Linked DNA regions of Homo sapiens: region 2 is linked to region 1. A link is a contact called in ENCODE Hi-C or POLR2A ChIA-PET data. All regions are on one chromosome and are shown on one strand. Each heading gives the region's core, a stretch centred on a gene start or an enhancer-like site at or near the end of the contact. The rest is flanking DNA. Distances are from core to core; before and after follow the strand shown.

The links. A loop is a pair of places that touch in the nucleus more often than their neighbours do. ChIA-PET counts read pairs that join two places held with the same protein, here RNA polymerase II (POLR2A).
Region 2: a map with no recorded cell type shows a loop between it and region 1 (12-fold over the local background). The contact joins the promoter of TUBAL3 here to the promoter of UCN3 in region 1. A Hi-C loop is called at or near these places in 1 of 37 single-sample maps with no recorded cell type. POLR2A ChIA-PET finds 5 or more read pairs at or near these places in 2 of 52 experiments (OCI-LY7 and activated T-cell).

Annotation. Positions count from the first base shown.
Region 1 is chr10:5,362,084-5,369,310 of GRCh38, forward strand. UCN3 (urocortin 3) reads left to right here and starts at 2,883. Exons shown (of 2, transcript NM_053049.4): 1 at 2,883-3,147.
Region 2 is chr10:5,400,943-5,408,169 of GRCh38, forward strand. It overlaps TUBAL3 (tubulin alpha like 3), which reads right to left and starts at 3,886. Exons shown (of 4, transcript NM_024803.3): 1 at 3,848-3,886; 2 at 1-145. The coding sequence starts at 3,850.

The DNA of each region.
Region 1 (7,227 bases), core at 1,633-4,132:
ACATCCCTGAACAACATGCTCATGCTGAGTCCACGGAAGATACCAATGACTCACAAAGGCCAGAGAGAAGTGCAAGTGTAGAAACACGCCACATTCACACATCAGCCATGGGGAGGGAGGGAAATCGTTGTTTGCTAGAAATGACACTCCAGAGGTTTTGCTACTCATCATCTTCTTGCTGCCCAAGCCTCTGTTCAGTCCCCCACCAGATGCGTCATTCAAGTTGTAAAGCAAATGTACTATTTCTTGACATTTCTAGAAAACTACACCCTGGACTGCACCCTTACAGCTGCTCATGTCCATGAAACATTCTGTGTGGAACTCCATCCAGGCTAGCAGAAGTCACTGGACAATGCCAAAGCCCACCCAGGATGGACCAGTGGGAGCCGATGAGCCTGCTCTGTGTGACGAAGGGACGGCAGGCTCCAAGAACAGCCACCAACACCAAGACCCTTCAGTCCCAGCGAGGTGGCCTCAGGGTAGGAGGATTTCTAGGAAGTTCAGAGGAAACAAGGTAAGAAAAGAAGCCAGGGTTCATCGTCTCTCTTTCTAAACCCCATACTGTAGGGAAGTGGTCCTCATGCCCCCAGAGGACATGTCTGGAAACATTTTTGATGGTCACAGACAAAGAGGGGAGTGCTACTGGCATCTAATGGGTAGATGCCCAGGATGCTGCTAAATTCCTCCAGAGCTCAGGGCAGACCCCAAGGCCAACAAGGAATTACCTCACCCAAAATGTCAACAGTGCTGAGGATGGGAAACCCTGCCCTGGGAGACCAACGTTGCCAGATCCCTGGCATCTCAGAGCCCATAAGGCAGACAGGAGAGTTAAACTCAGGTGGAAATCTACCCCTCAACCTGCATAAATTCCATTACTGCATCATTATCTGAAATGGAAAGCAGAACAAAAACCTCACAAAAACTAGAACAAATGAATGAATGAAGGAACTAATGAAGGAATGAACTAATGAATGAATGAATGAATGAACTAATGAATGAATGAATGAAGTAATGAATTTGAATTGAAACACAGATTCAGTTTCATGTTGCCTCCAATCTCAAGAGGATCCTAGCCCAGGCAGCTCTGAAAGAAGGAAGAGAGGGAGGTCCAATTTCCTATCTCCATAAAGAGACTTAAAATGGGGAGTACAGAGTCTTGAAGTCCTTCCCCACAACAGCTTTCCATTTGTTCCTCCAAATGCTCATGGGCTTTAAAGAGTTTTGGTAATTTCAGAAGACCTCTTACCTCTTCACCTGCAGGAATTCACGAGAGTGGAGCAGCCGTCTGGGAGGAGGGCTAGGGACAGCCAGCCGGTCTTGCAGGGCCCCTTGTCATCAGCTCAGCCCAGTGAAAGGAGCACTGAGCCCAGCGTCAGGCCTGGTTCTCACCTGACTCTGTCACCCTGGGCCTGTGGGGTCCCAGCAGGTCACTTTTTACAGCCTCAGCTTCCTCATCTGTGAATAAGGGGTCAACAGACCGTAGTCTCCCACATCTCCCCATTACATATGGAATAAACTCCCAACTCCGCAGGCCTTTGGAGCACCTTAGTGCAGAGCAGCCTCTGCACCCACCAACACCTCCCTCCCATCGTCCTCCTTCTCTCCCGTTCCTCTCAGCCCTGGCTCAGTCCATGCTGATCCATCCTTTCTGTCTGAAACCCCTCCTGCTCTCCTCTCCTGTCTTGAGTAGACAGGACTGCTCTCTTCTGTAGCATTTTTTACCTACCTTTCTTTCTTTCTTTCTTTTGAGATGGAGTCTCACTCTGTTGCCCAGGCTGGAGTGCAATGGCGCCATCTCAGCTCACTGCAACCCCCACCTCCCAGGTTCAAGTGATTCTCTTGCCTTGGCCTCCTGAGTAGTTGGAATTACAGGCACTCGCCACCATGCCCGGCTAATTTTTTTTGTATTCTTAGTAGAGCCGGGGTTTCACCATGTTGGCCAGGCTAGTCTTGAACTCCTGACCTCGTGATCTGCCCGCCTCGGCCTCCCACAGTGCTGGGATTACTGGCATAAGCCACCGCACCCAGCCTTCCCTACCTTTCTAAACCATGAGGCCCTGTATGGTTAGGGGCCACAACTTACTTATCTCTGAACTCGTGGGTGTCTTGGCAATACCTGGTACACAGTAAGTCCTCAATAAATATAGGATGCATAAACGAGTAAAATCCAAGCCATTTCCCACTAAAACCTCCAGACCTCTGGTGTATGATGACCTGCTGTCATAGCCCAAAGGAATGGTTGAGTTTCAGGTATCCAGAGAAAAATGCAGGTGTAGAGCTTTCCCCTCAAACGTATTAACAAATAGATGGTGCTCAGTCATTTTCGCGGCAGGCTGCAGAGAAATCTTAAACTTTCGTGTTGTTTCACTGAGGGTACGGCAGAAGAGCCCAAGGAATGTGAAAGGAGAAACTTGCATAATTAGACTTTATGTGGGGAGTAGGCACCGAGTGTGTGACAAGCACAAGGGGCTACGTGTGCGGCCAGATGACGCTGCACGGTCAGAACCCACAAAACAACACGGCAACAGGTGGATTTTAAACCCCTTCTCTGCTTTCAAAGCAGGTCCAGGCTCTACATTTACAGAAGGAGAGTTAGGGCAAGGGGAATGTGGGGGAAACTGAAATTAGTTAGAACTAAGATCAGCAATAAAATTCTTCAAAGACACTGCTTCTCACTTTACCAGGATTTTTGTTTTGTTTTGTTTTGAGTTTTTATTTCTTCTTTTTCTTTTTTGTTCTTTGCTTTTATCAATGAAGCAAGTTGCTAGGATGCAAAAGGAGTTGGGGGGTAGAAGGGCGGGGTGGGAAGCAGAGGTGGGAGGGGTCGAGGTTGGAGCACCTGTCGTCTGCATGACGTGGACGGCTGGTTCTGGTTGTATTTTAAATGAAATCTCATCCCAGCGTAGACACCACGTCTGGAATTACGATCCACCCTGTGATCTGTCACTTTTATATACACACAGGGGAGGGGACCGTTTCCATAGAGAGGGAATATCACAGCCCACTTAGGAACAATACCGGAGAAGCAGGAGCCGAGACCCCGGAGCAGCCACAAGTTCATGGGGACGTGCACGGGGCCGCCCTCCTGGCCCTGAAGCTGCGCCGGCCTCCCTGAGCGTTTCGCTGCGGAGGGAAGTCCACTCTCGGGTAAGCTTGTGGCTGGGACTGACTTATGAAGGGTAAATGTATCTGCCCTAATTTAAGCAGGAGGTGCCATGCACTAGACAGGTGTGAGAGATGAGAGCTGCTAGCGCCCCTGGGTGGAAGCCCAAGGGAGCGATGCTGAACGCCCCCCACCCAATCAGCAGAAATCAGCCCCAAAGGGACCAGGGGAAGTTTCTCAGGGAGGCACAATCACATTCCCACGTTGGTATAGAGAGACCCTCTTTCCAAAGGTGTTAGATCAGAGGCAGAAGGTGTTCACACAAATCTGTTTTCTCTGAACAGAGCACAGCTGTGCACAGGAAAGTCAGTCCTCGGAGACAGTTTACAAATGGGGATGGGGTAGGGATGCCGGGGCTAATGGGAGCCACAGGACATGACTCCACGCCGCCTGCAAAGCAGCGAGGACACCTGCACTTACTGTTTACCTGTGCCACAAACCTTCACCTGTGCCATCTCCCGTCACTCTCGGGCACACCTGTGAAGCAGGTAACGTCTCCTTCCTAGGACGCGGCAAGTGAAATGCAGGTTAAGGGATTCACCCAAGAAAAGTCAGAGGCAAGGGAGTTTCCCCAGCCAGGTCCTCTGCCACCAAAGCCCAGAGCCCTTTGCCACACTAGGAACATTGCGGGGGTGTGTGCAGATACCTACAATGGCTAACTCCTACCTGTGAAGGGGAGATGGATGTTTGATGTTTATGTTTTCTGAAAATTCCTGTTCGCAATTTCTTTCCCAAGCATAGCCACCTACCAAAAATAACAAATGTGAGATTTTTAAAACGTTTTAAGTGGTCTAGTTTCAGTTTAACTTCTTATCAGTGTTTGCAGACAAACGGAGCCCACAGGAATAGCTCTGCACTTGGCAGAGATGTGTGATCAGTACTGTTTGCCTCCTGCCTTTGCTGCTTCATGTCCTGTCCTCTCCCTGTGAGGTGCTGGGAATTGGAGGCTGACCCAGGTCCCTCACGTTTCAGTGCTTGGCTCTGCCACAGCTCCCAGAAGTAACTGTGTCTCTTTACAGCATCCTCGACAAGTGCTACTGTCACCATAGCCCAAAGGAATGGTTGAGTTTCAGGCACCCAGAGAAAAATACAGGTGTAGAGCTTTGCCCCTCAAATGTATTAATAACTAGATGGTGCCCAGTTATTTTCGTGGCAGACTGCAGAGAAATCTTAAACTTTTGTGCTGTTTCACCAAGAATATGGCAGAAGAGTCCAAGGAATGTAAAAGGAGAAACTTGCAAAATTAGACTTTATGTGGGAAGTACAGAGTATCTTTTCTTCTTTGGGGAGAGTTCCTTTTCTTTTATCCTATAAACCCTAAACAAATCTAAACAGATCCTAAAAAGAAAAGTCCTGGAAAGAAATCTGAATCTACCTTCCAGCCCCCAGCCACTCACACACTTTGATGGTGAAACCATCCAGGGTTGCAAAGAACCCTTACATTTTAAACGATCTAAAACTAAGCTCAGCACCGGGCGTCCCTATCATGTCCAATTCACAGTTCTGGGAGGTTCCTTTGCTGTGTAACTTTGCATCATTGCTGATGGTAAGGGGACACCTTTCAATACCCTCACAACCGTGTGCAGGCTAGAGCTGAGGGTTTGCAGAGAGAGAAAGGTCTGCTACCTGCAGATGCACCAAGAACAGAGCGCCACGCAGGACACTTGCTCCCTGACACTTTCACAGATTTTTCCACACCTTCAGCACCCTAGCCGTGATTACAGTATTCTTCTCTGATGGTAGACTTGGGATTTGAAAAATAAGAAGGTAATGCATTTTTTAAAAGGCACAGTATTTACAAATTGACCCCAAAAATGTGAAAAAGTAAATATAGAGGTAAAAGGGATCTCACTCCCTCTCCCCAATGCCTTGCTTTTGTAACTGAGATGAGACAGGTAGCACTTCCAGGGAACACATCCAGAGGCTAGCCCATTGCAAGGGAAAACCTGAACTTTTTCACAGGAAAATTGCAGAAAGTTACTTAGACGAGGCTGTTTCATGTTCAGAAGCCCTCATCTTTCAAGTGACTCTAGGTACACATGTATGATTTCATAATTAAAAAACAAAACCAAAAAAGTATGCCATATAAAAGATTTTTTCCTCTGTGATACGTAACAACATGATTTGCAGAGAGAATGTACATCCATGAAAGAATTTAAAAGAGGTTGTTTTGCTTTGGAAAATAAATTGATTTAATTAAGTGCCTGAATACTAATCTGAATTTCAATTCATTCAACAAATATTGATTGAGAATATGATTTAGTATAAGGCACTATTGGCCATGTCAGGCTTTTCCAAGCATCCTGAGTCACTGCTGAGAGCCAAATGACCCAGAGGGATAGTGAAAGGCTTGGCATATTTAGCAGAAATGGAGACACCAAAGAAATATAACACCCAAAGTGTCTTTAAGGGGTGGAGATAGACAGGTAAACTCAAGTGTTGATTTACACTAAAGGGCCAGTCCGTGTGAGCAGAGCCCCAAGATGGGCTTGAACTCAGAAAGTAGTCTGAGTTCTCAGTAATATTTGCAATTATTCTGCAAAGTTCTAAGTGCTTGAGGGTAAATGCAGAATGCTGCCCCGGGAAGGAAATAGAAAGGAGCAGGGAGGGGTTCCCTGGGCTGGGGTGCAGGGTTTGAGTGAGGAAGCAAAATAAACAAATGGGGTGGTGGGGCAGTGGGGAGAGAGCCATGTGGAACCCACAGAGGGAGGCCTGAGGGTAGCTCCAGGGTTGCATCTCAGCACCCTCTAATTTTTTTAATTTATTTATTTTTTTGAGACAGAGTCTCACTCTTTCACCCAGGATGGAGTGCAGTAGCATGATCTTGGCTCACTGCAACCTCCACCTCCCAGGCTCAAGCAATTCTCCTGCCTCAGCCTTCTGGGTAGCTGGGATTACAGGCGTGTGCCACCACGCCTGGCTAATTTTTGTATTTTTAGTAGAGACAGGGTTTCACTATGTTGGCCAGGCTGGTCTCAAACTCCTGACCTCAGGTGATCCACCTGCCTCGGCCCCCCAAAGTGCTGGGATTACAGGTGTGAGCCACCCAGTCCGGCCAGCACCCTCTATTTTAGCTTACACCCACCCAGAGTCCAGGCGCCTTTCATTTGGTGAAAATCAAGAACTCATTTCATTCTCCCAGTGCTTTTCGTAGAGGGACCTCTGGCTTTCAGAAGTAGAAAAAGAAAGAAATCAGAACAAAGATTCTCGAACTCAATCCCCTGCTCTCACAGAGGAAAATAGTGAGGTCCTGGGCGGTTAGGCATGAGCTAGTGAGTGGGAGGGACAGGACTGAGTCTGGTAGTGAAAGGAAAAAAGGGATGAAGGAAGAAAGGGACAGAGAGACAAAGTTTCTCCACCACTTTCCCCCCAGTATTAACCTTTCCAAATTGGTTTTTGTTTTTTTAAACCCTTTCAGGGTTAGCAAGCCATTCGAAATAATTTCCAAGCTTTAAGATGCCTTCAAGGTATAAGGCAGCTAAAACCATGCTTCATACTCTATTTATGAAAAACAACTCATTAGGTCCTCTGTAAATGAGAAAGCTGAAGGTCTGCCTATTGAATGCAACATTTAAGGAAAGAAAAGCCCATTTTCCACAGGGACGGTTAGTGCACCCCTGGAACTCCGGGGTACAGCTCTAAGGAGTCCAGAGTCGGGTCAGAGCACGCAGAGCAGCGGTTCTCAGAGTGTGGCCCTCAGACCTCAGCATCAGCATCACGTGGGACTGTGCTAGAAATGCATGTTCTCAGGAGCATCCAGACCCAGTGACTCAGAAACTCTTGGGACGGGGCCCCGCAGGCTGTGTTTGAACCGCGCCTTCACATGAGTCCAAAGCACCTGAAAGTTGAGAACCGCTTACTTAGACTAAGGGCAAAAGGAGTCTGCACAGGTCAGGGTGGAGAGGGTAGCATGGAGCCAAAAGCTACAAGCCAGAGATACGATACAACAAGGACATTGCTCTGCAGGATCAAATGCTTGCTCAGATTTCCTGGTCTCTCTGTACATATGTGTATTGTGTATACACAACTGTGTGTGTAAAATGCACTTCTGAAAAGGTTGTGTG
Region 2 (7,227 bases), core at 2,636-5,135, 40 kb after region 1:
CCATTTTTGCATTTTCCAGCTGATCCTGTTGAGTGTCAAGAACAACGCCATTTGGCTGGATTCCATGTTCCAGGCAATAGAGTTCCCAGCAGGCGTCCCCAATCTGGATGCCAGCTTGACCGATGTGGATGGAAAGGCACTCCCTCTAAAATAAGTCATGGTGAGTTGGAACTGAGCAGGTGTTTAGAAAACAGGAGATCTGTTACTCAGCCCTTCTGGTTACAAATGACAGAAACCAAGCTAGCTTAAGGCCACGGAGGAATGTGTTATAAGGATAATCAAAAGCGTTTCATGGAAACCAAGACCCAGGGTACAGCTAAGCTTCAGGGAAAATTAAACCTGGGATTTAAATTCCATTAAAAAGTTTATTTTAACAACATAAATTAAGCACCTACTCTGTACTTGGCTAAGAATTGAATTAAGACAAACACACACAATGCAAATCAAAATACAACTAATTTTACTTTATTCTTTCAATATAGGTGAGATGTGTGTGTGTGTGTGTGTGTGTGCGTGTAGTTATATATATCAAGTGGGCTTGTCTAGAAATAAAATTAGCTAGTTATTGGAAAGAAATAAAACTAAAATCAATATATAGCCTTGTCAAGTACTAAAACTCATCGCAGATAAATTTAAAATGTTATCTTTACCATTCATATGCACTCTGAATAAGGATGGATATACTAAACTTAAAACTAGTGGGAAATTTTACAAGGCAAAATGCAATAGATTTAACAGTTCCAAAATGTAAAAGTTTTATAACAAACATATAGAGATAAAAATTGATTTTATATACATCAACTTTCTAAAAAAAAACACTTAAGACATCCACTAGCTAGGCAAATGATATAAACAAACAAATTACAAAAGAAAGACTCTAAAATGCAAGGATGTAGGCTGATGGCATTCACAAGCATCACAATTCATAAGCATGAAAACCAAAAACCAATCTATTTAATCTAACCATTTATATATTGTTGAGCATTTAAAGGATGTTACATCAACACAATGACATGTTATGCAACCCTTAAACGTTTTCCCAAAAAAAAAAGATTTATGACATGGGAAATGCTTATGATAACATATTAAGTAAAAAGCACATAAGATGCATGATTGCATATAGAGTATGATGTCCAATATGTTCAAAAATAGGCATAAAAATCTAAAAGAAAATGCATCAAGATATTAAGTTTAGTAATATCTGGGTAGTGATTTTATTTTCTTGTCTAAACTTTACTATTTCTTCCACCTTCATATTCCCCCATCCCACTTTAAATCATCTTTTTTTTAAGGCAAACAACTATTCTGTTAAACAGACAATGATCTACGTTTTTAAGAGAAGGAAAGAAAAAAAATGAGAAGGAAAGTAAAAGCTAAATTCTAAGAAATCTGAGGTGATAGCAATCGCTGTTCTTAATATTGGTGTGGTTTGATTGACTGTGGTGCTGAAACAAATCTATTTAGAGGGTCTTGTAGAATGAGACCCCCATGTCTTCTGCATCATCAGGACCCTTTGGGCTGTTTGACCAGATAAGCTGAGGGGAGCCCTGCCCTTGTTCATGGCTACACTGCCCTAAAGCCTGAGATTCAACTACTGAAAGACCTCAGGCCTCCTGTCAATCCCTCACCTGTGGTCTACACAGGGGTCCCCAACCCCCGGGCCACAGACCAGTACCAGTCTGTGCCCTGTTAGGAACTGGGCTTTACAGAAGGAGGTGAGCAGCAGGTGAGTGAGCATTACTGACTGAGCTCTGCCTCCTGTCGGATCAGCGGCAGCATTAGATTCTCATAGGGGCACTAACCCTATTGTGAACTGCGCATGCAAGGGATCTAGGTTGTGTGCTCCTTATGAGAATCTAACTAATGCCTGACGATCTGAGGTGGAACAGTTTCATCCAGAAACCATCCCCACTGCCGACTCCATGGAAAAATTGTGTCCCACAAAACTGGTTCCTGGTGCCAAAAAGTTGAGGACCACTGGTCTACACAGACCACTAGTCAGAGGAAAGTAAGGAGAGGGCTCTGGTCGGCCACACCCCTGCAATCTGACTTGGACTCTGTTCATGCTCAATGGCATCAAACCTTTGTACTTTGTCTCTGTGATTCACAAGGCATAACAGCCCTCTGCTTCATGACCAATTCAAGTTCACTACCTTAGTAGGGCTTCCATCTTGTTTATTTTCTGTGCAACTATCAGTCTCTCTAATTTAGAAAGCACTTCATTTAGGACAAACTAATATTCCACCTCTCAAGACAGCATATTCTGTTATAAACAGGCTTCGAATACCCCTTATCAGGCTTCAGATAACCTTAATCTTATTCCTCTCCCCTTCTGTCGGACTTAAAGTGCTGCAAATACATCAGCTGCTGTAATCTGATCAAAACTTGGCTCCTTAAATTTAAGTTAACATTTTAAAAGGAGAGGGTGAACGTTCATTGTTTCTACATCATTAAAACCTCTTACTTTGTAAAGTTTACATGTAGATTTCTCTGTCTTCTCCACTGGCTACCACCCAGTCCTGTGTTACAGTGACGAGTAAAATTCAGGTGTACATGTGGTATTTGTTCATAATAGTCACAGTAAAAATAATCACTAACATTAAAAAAAAAAAAGATTGTTCCTCTTCACGTGGTCTGTTCAAGTGACTCAGAAAGCAGAGTGATGCTGTTCTTTTTGAAATCAGCACGAATAGCCTGGACTAACAAGCATCCTTCGTCTTTGAAGGAGCTTAGCTTATAACATAACTCTGTCCAAGGGTGTAGAAGACTATCTTTGCCTTATTCTTCTCTTAGCCTCTCCCTTTTTTTCCAAATTCTCTATGAAAATATTAGTCACACTATAAAGTAGAAGACTATAAAATGTCCACTGAACGTCAACACTGATAAGTCATAGCACATTATTAAACGCTGCTATAAGGATTATTTGAATTACTAGAAAAGCATAACTCTCAGTTAAACTTTCAATTTTGAGGTCTTTGTAGATTGATATGCAGCTGTGAGAAATAACATAGGAAGATCCCTTGCATCCGTTACCCATTTCCCGCAGTGGAAACATCTTGCAAGACCATAATACAAAATCACACCCAGAATGTTGACAGTGATAAGATACAGAACATGCTATTATCACAAGTCTCTCTCATGTTGAAAGGCATAATTTTTAAAAGCAAAACAATTTAAAATTTTTTAAATGTTGGACAGAGAGACCAATGGGGTGAGAAATCAAAGATCAAGAAGCAGTTCGAAATGTTGCTTCCATTGAAGAATTAAAAATTCAAAGATACTGAAAAACTGGCACAGAAAAAAATAAAGGGCAAATGGATCTGAAAAGGTCATCCCAAAACAGAATTATTGTAAGTTATTCTATTCATTGTGGTGCCCAAAGAACTAAACTCAAGGGAGGGCAAAGAAGATGTCTGCGCACTTTACCCTGCCAGGCATTTATGAGGTTAGCCACGGTTACCTAAGTCTGAAGTCCTCAGAAACTCTTAACAGCCTAACGAAAAGTGAAGCAATGAATATCTACAGAAAAATCAGCACTCTGGGCCTAAAACAAAGGTGAAAACTAAAGGAAGGAAAGGTTTTTGCTTCAGTGCTTCAATTAATGGCAGTGAGCTACTGCAAATCAACTGAGCTTTACCTTGAAAGAAGCAACATTACAGAGGAATAGATTACAGCCTGTCCACATCTGCTCCCAACTCATCTACTTGGACATTGAAAGAAACAAATGTTTCTTTACAAATGTCTTCTCTTGCATTACAATTTTATTAAGAATTGTTTGCTGTGGGAAAAGGGCCAAATATGATTAGTAAAATTTCCTACAACAATGCATAGGCGTGTAGTCACTTACCATGCTGATGAGAACGTGCCCTTCCTGCCCTGTAGTAATGACTGAGGAGCCTCCCAGCTGAGCTTTATCACAGGGCCCGGAAATGACTCCACCTGAGGGCTGGAGCTTTCTTCACTTAAAGCAGTATAGCTTCTTTTTAGTTTTTTTAGTTATCTGGTCTCAGAGTAGCTGTGTTGGGCCTGAACAACCCGGGATAAAGTTTGTACACAGCTGCAGATGAACTACTGAGAGCTTATCCAAATCTGCGTCCAACTTATAACTATGTTGAAAAGAACATGTGTCTTTTAAAAATCACCCTTTTGGGTTAAGAATTTATTTAGCATTGGCAGAGAAAAGGAAGGAGTATGAGTAAAATTTTCTGCAACAGCAAAGTAGCTTTTTCTATTGCATGAGTACTATGTGAATATCTTCTTAAATAAATTTAAACAATCCCTGAATACATACAGCAAACCAAGACAGTGTCCTTTTTACATCTGTGTCCTATGCATGCCTCTCAACCACTACCACATCCAAACATATGGGAATTTTCTGTTTTTATTATTATTGTCTTTTGAACTTTTATATTATTATACATAATATATACTTATGTTATTATTTTTTATTAATTGCACTAAGATCAGATCACACATCTTAACTGAGTTCTCTCCTTATATATTTGCTAAAGCTTCCTTTATATTCTACTATATGGTCAATTTTTGAAAATATTCCATGAGTGTTGAAAAGAATGTGCATTCTACATTTGTTGGATGCAATATTTTAGATAGACCGATCATTCAATCAATCAATCTATTAAATCAAATGGATTTATTGTGTAGTCCAAATTTTACGTATCAATTATTTCAAAAGATGTATTAAAAGTTTTCATTATAATTGTGAATTTACCCATTATTTCTTTTTCTGTCAATTTTTCCTTTATACATTTTGAGGCCATGTTATGAAGAGCACATAAATTTTAAATTATTATATTTTCAAAAACTTTAACAATTTTTTATTTTTAAATTACCCTCCTTATATACATTAATTATTTTTACCTTAAAGTTTTTTTTTTTTTTTTTTTGAGATGCAGTCTTGCTCTGTCGTCCAGGTTGGAGTGCAATGGTGCGATCTCAACTCACTGCAACCTCCACCTCCCAGGTTCAAGCGATTCTTCTGCCTCAGCCTCTCAAGTAGCTGGGATTACAGGTGTGTGCCACTATTCCTAGCTAATTTTTTTGTATTTTTGATAGAGACAGGGTTTCACCATGTTGGCCAGGCTGGTCTTGATCTCCTGACCTCGTGATCTGCCCGCCTTGGCCTACCTTAAAGTTTTTATGATCAAATATTAATATTACTACTTTAATACAGTTTTTTGGTTCACATTTGAATGATGTATTTTCCCATCGTTTTACATTCTTAGAAACTTAAAACCTTTCCATATTCTCATATTTTGGATGTGTTCTTTGTATGCATGATATAACTGAATTTTTTTTCTATTTTTGTATTTGAATTGGAGAATTCAGCTCATTACATTTAATATAATAACTAATATAGTTGGGTTTAGATATAGAGTACTATTTTATTTTGTGCTTTCTGTTTGTCTCCATTTTCTAAGTTCTCTTTTCTTCCTGATCTTCTTTTGAATTAATGACATGTTTTGTTAGCATAGTAACAATTTTATTATTCAGTAATCAAAACAAAATTTCTGTTACTCAAGAATCTTGGTTTCTACCAATTCTTCCTTACAACTTTGAGAAAATGAAGAAACCATAGTGTTCTTCAGCAATTTTCTCCTGAACTTATTATAAATTATACTTTCTCTCATTTTGATCTTCATAAAGTCAATCCTATCTGTCTCTGTCAATAACTCCCCAAATGTTTAGCATCCTGGTAGTTCCATATAATGAAAAGAAAAATTAAGCCAGTTCCATTTTATAAAATCAGAATGATATTTATTTTGTTGCTGTATCAAATTTTCTCCCACTGGTCCCAGATATTTTCAGTTTGAAACAAGATGAGGGAAAAATCAGATAATGTGAGTATCTCATTTCTAGTCCACTGATGTACTCAGTATCTTTCATTAACTTTTAAAAATTGTCAGTCTGACATGGAGCTATGATTAACTTAGATTTACGTAGGAATTAGAAAGAAACTAGAAAAATCTCTTTTGTAGTATAATTTAAGAAATGCATCTTATCTTTTAGTAATTCCTTATTTCTTTGAAAGACTAAGTCTTAAAGAAAAAAGTTTCCTCAAGTGATAATAATTGGAATTTCACGTCTGAAGAGGCCTTCTGGGGTGATAGTTTTTGTGTCAACTTGGCTAGGCTGTGGCACCCAGTTATCCAATCTAACACTAGTCTGGGTATTGCTGTGCAGGCATTGTGGAGGTGTGGTGAACATCTCCAGTAAACTTTGACTTTAAGTAAAGGACATCATCCTCAATAATGTGAGTGGGCCTCATCCAATCAGTTGAAAGACCATAAGAGTAAAATGGAGATTTCTCTGAGGAAGAAATTTCTCCTAAGGATGGCACCTTTAGTTTCAGCTTTAGCTGTTACTCAGGAGTTTCCAGCCTGCCAGTCTGCCAGCCTGCCCTACTGATTCCAGACTTTACAGCCCCACAATCACACTAACTTATTCCTTAAAATAAATCACACACACAATACTGACTCTGACATACTTGGTGGCCACCCTTAGGTTCTGAGGGTGAAAAAATGGCAGAGTGATAAAAGTGTGGTATTTATAGTTACGATGTCCTTGTTCAAAGTTCCTTTCTTGGCCAGGCACAGTGGCTCATGCCTGTAATCGCAGCACTTTGGGAGGCCAAGGTGGGCAGATCACCTGAGGTCAGGAGTTCAAGACCAGCCTGGCCAATGTGGTGAAACCCCATCTCTACTAAAAATACAAAAAATTAGCCGGGTGTGGTGGCAGGCACCTGTAATACCAGCTACTCTGGAGGCTGAAGCAGGAGAATCACTTGAACCCTGGAGGCGGAGGTTACAGTGAACCAAGGTCACGCCATTGCACTCCAGCCTGGGCAACAAGAGCAAAACTCCATCTCAAAAAAAAAAAAAAGTTCCTTTCTTAAGTATTTTTCATTGTGAGCCAGTCAATTCACTGGCCAAGTAATGAGACAAACAAAACCTTCTAAGCATGAAAATTTGTTACAAAAAAAAAAAATTATTCAACTCTGAGCAATAATTCTGATTGACATTCTGACATTTCTGAAGTTCTCTTTGGTAATTCTCTGTTGGCAGCCTCACAACCACAGCCAGATCACTGTCCTTTGCCATTCTCTCTGGCCCCTACCATTGCACTGAAACCCCTTTCTCCTTCCTCCTCTGTTCTCCTCTCCTACTACTAATATAAATCAGTCTTTTAGACCTGCAATGTCTTTAGGAA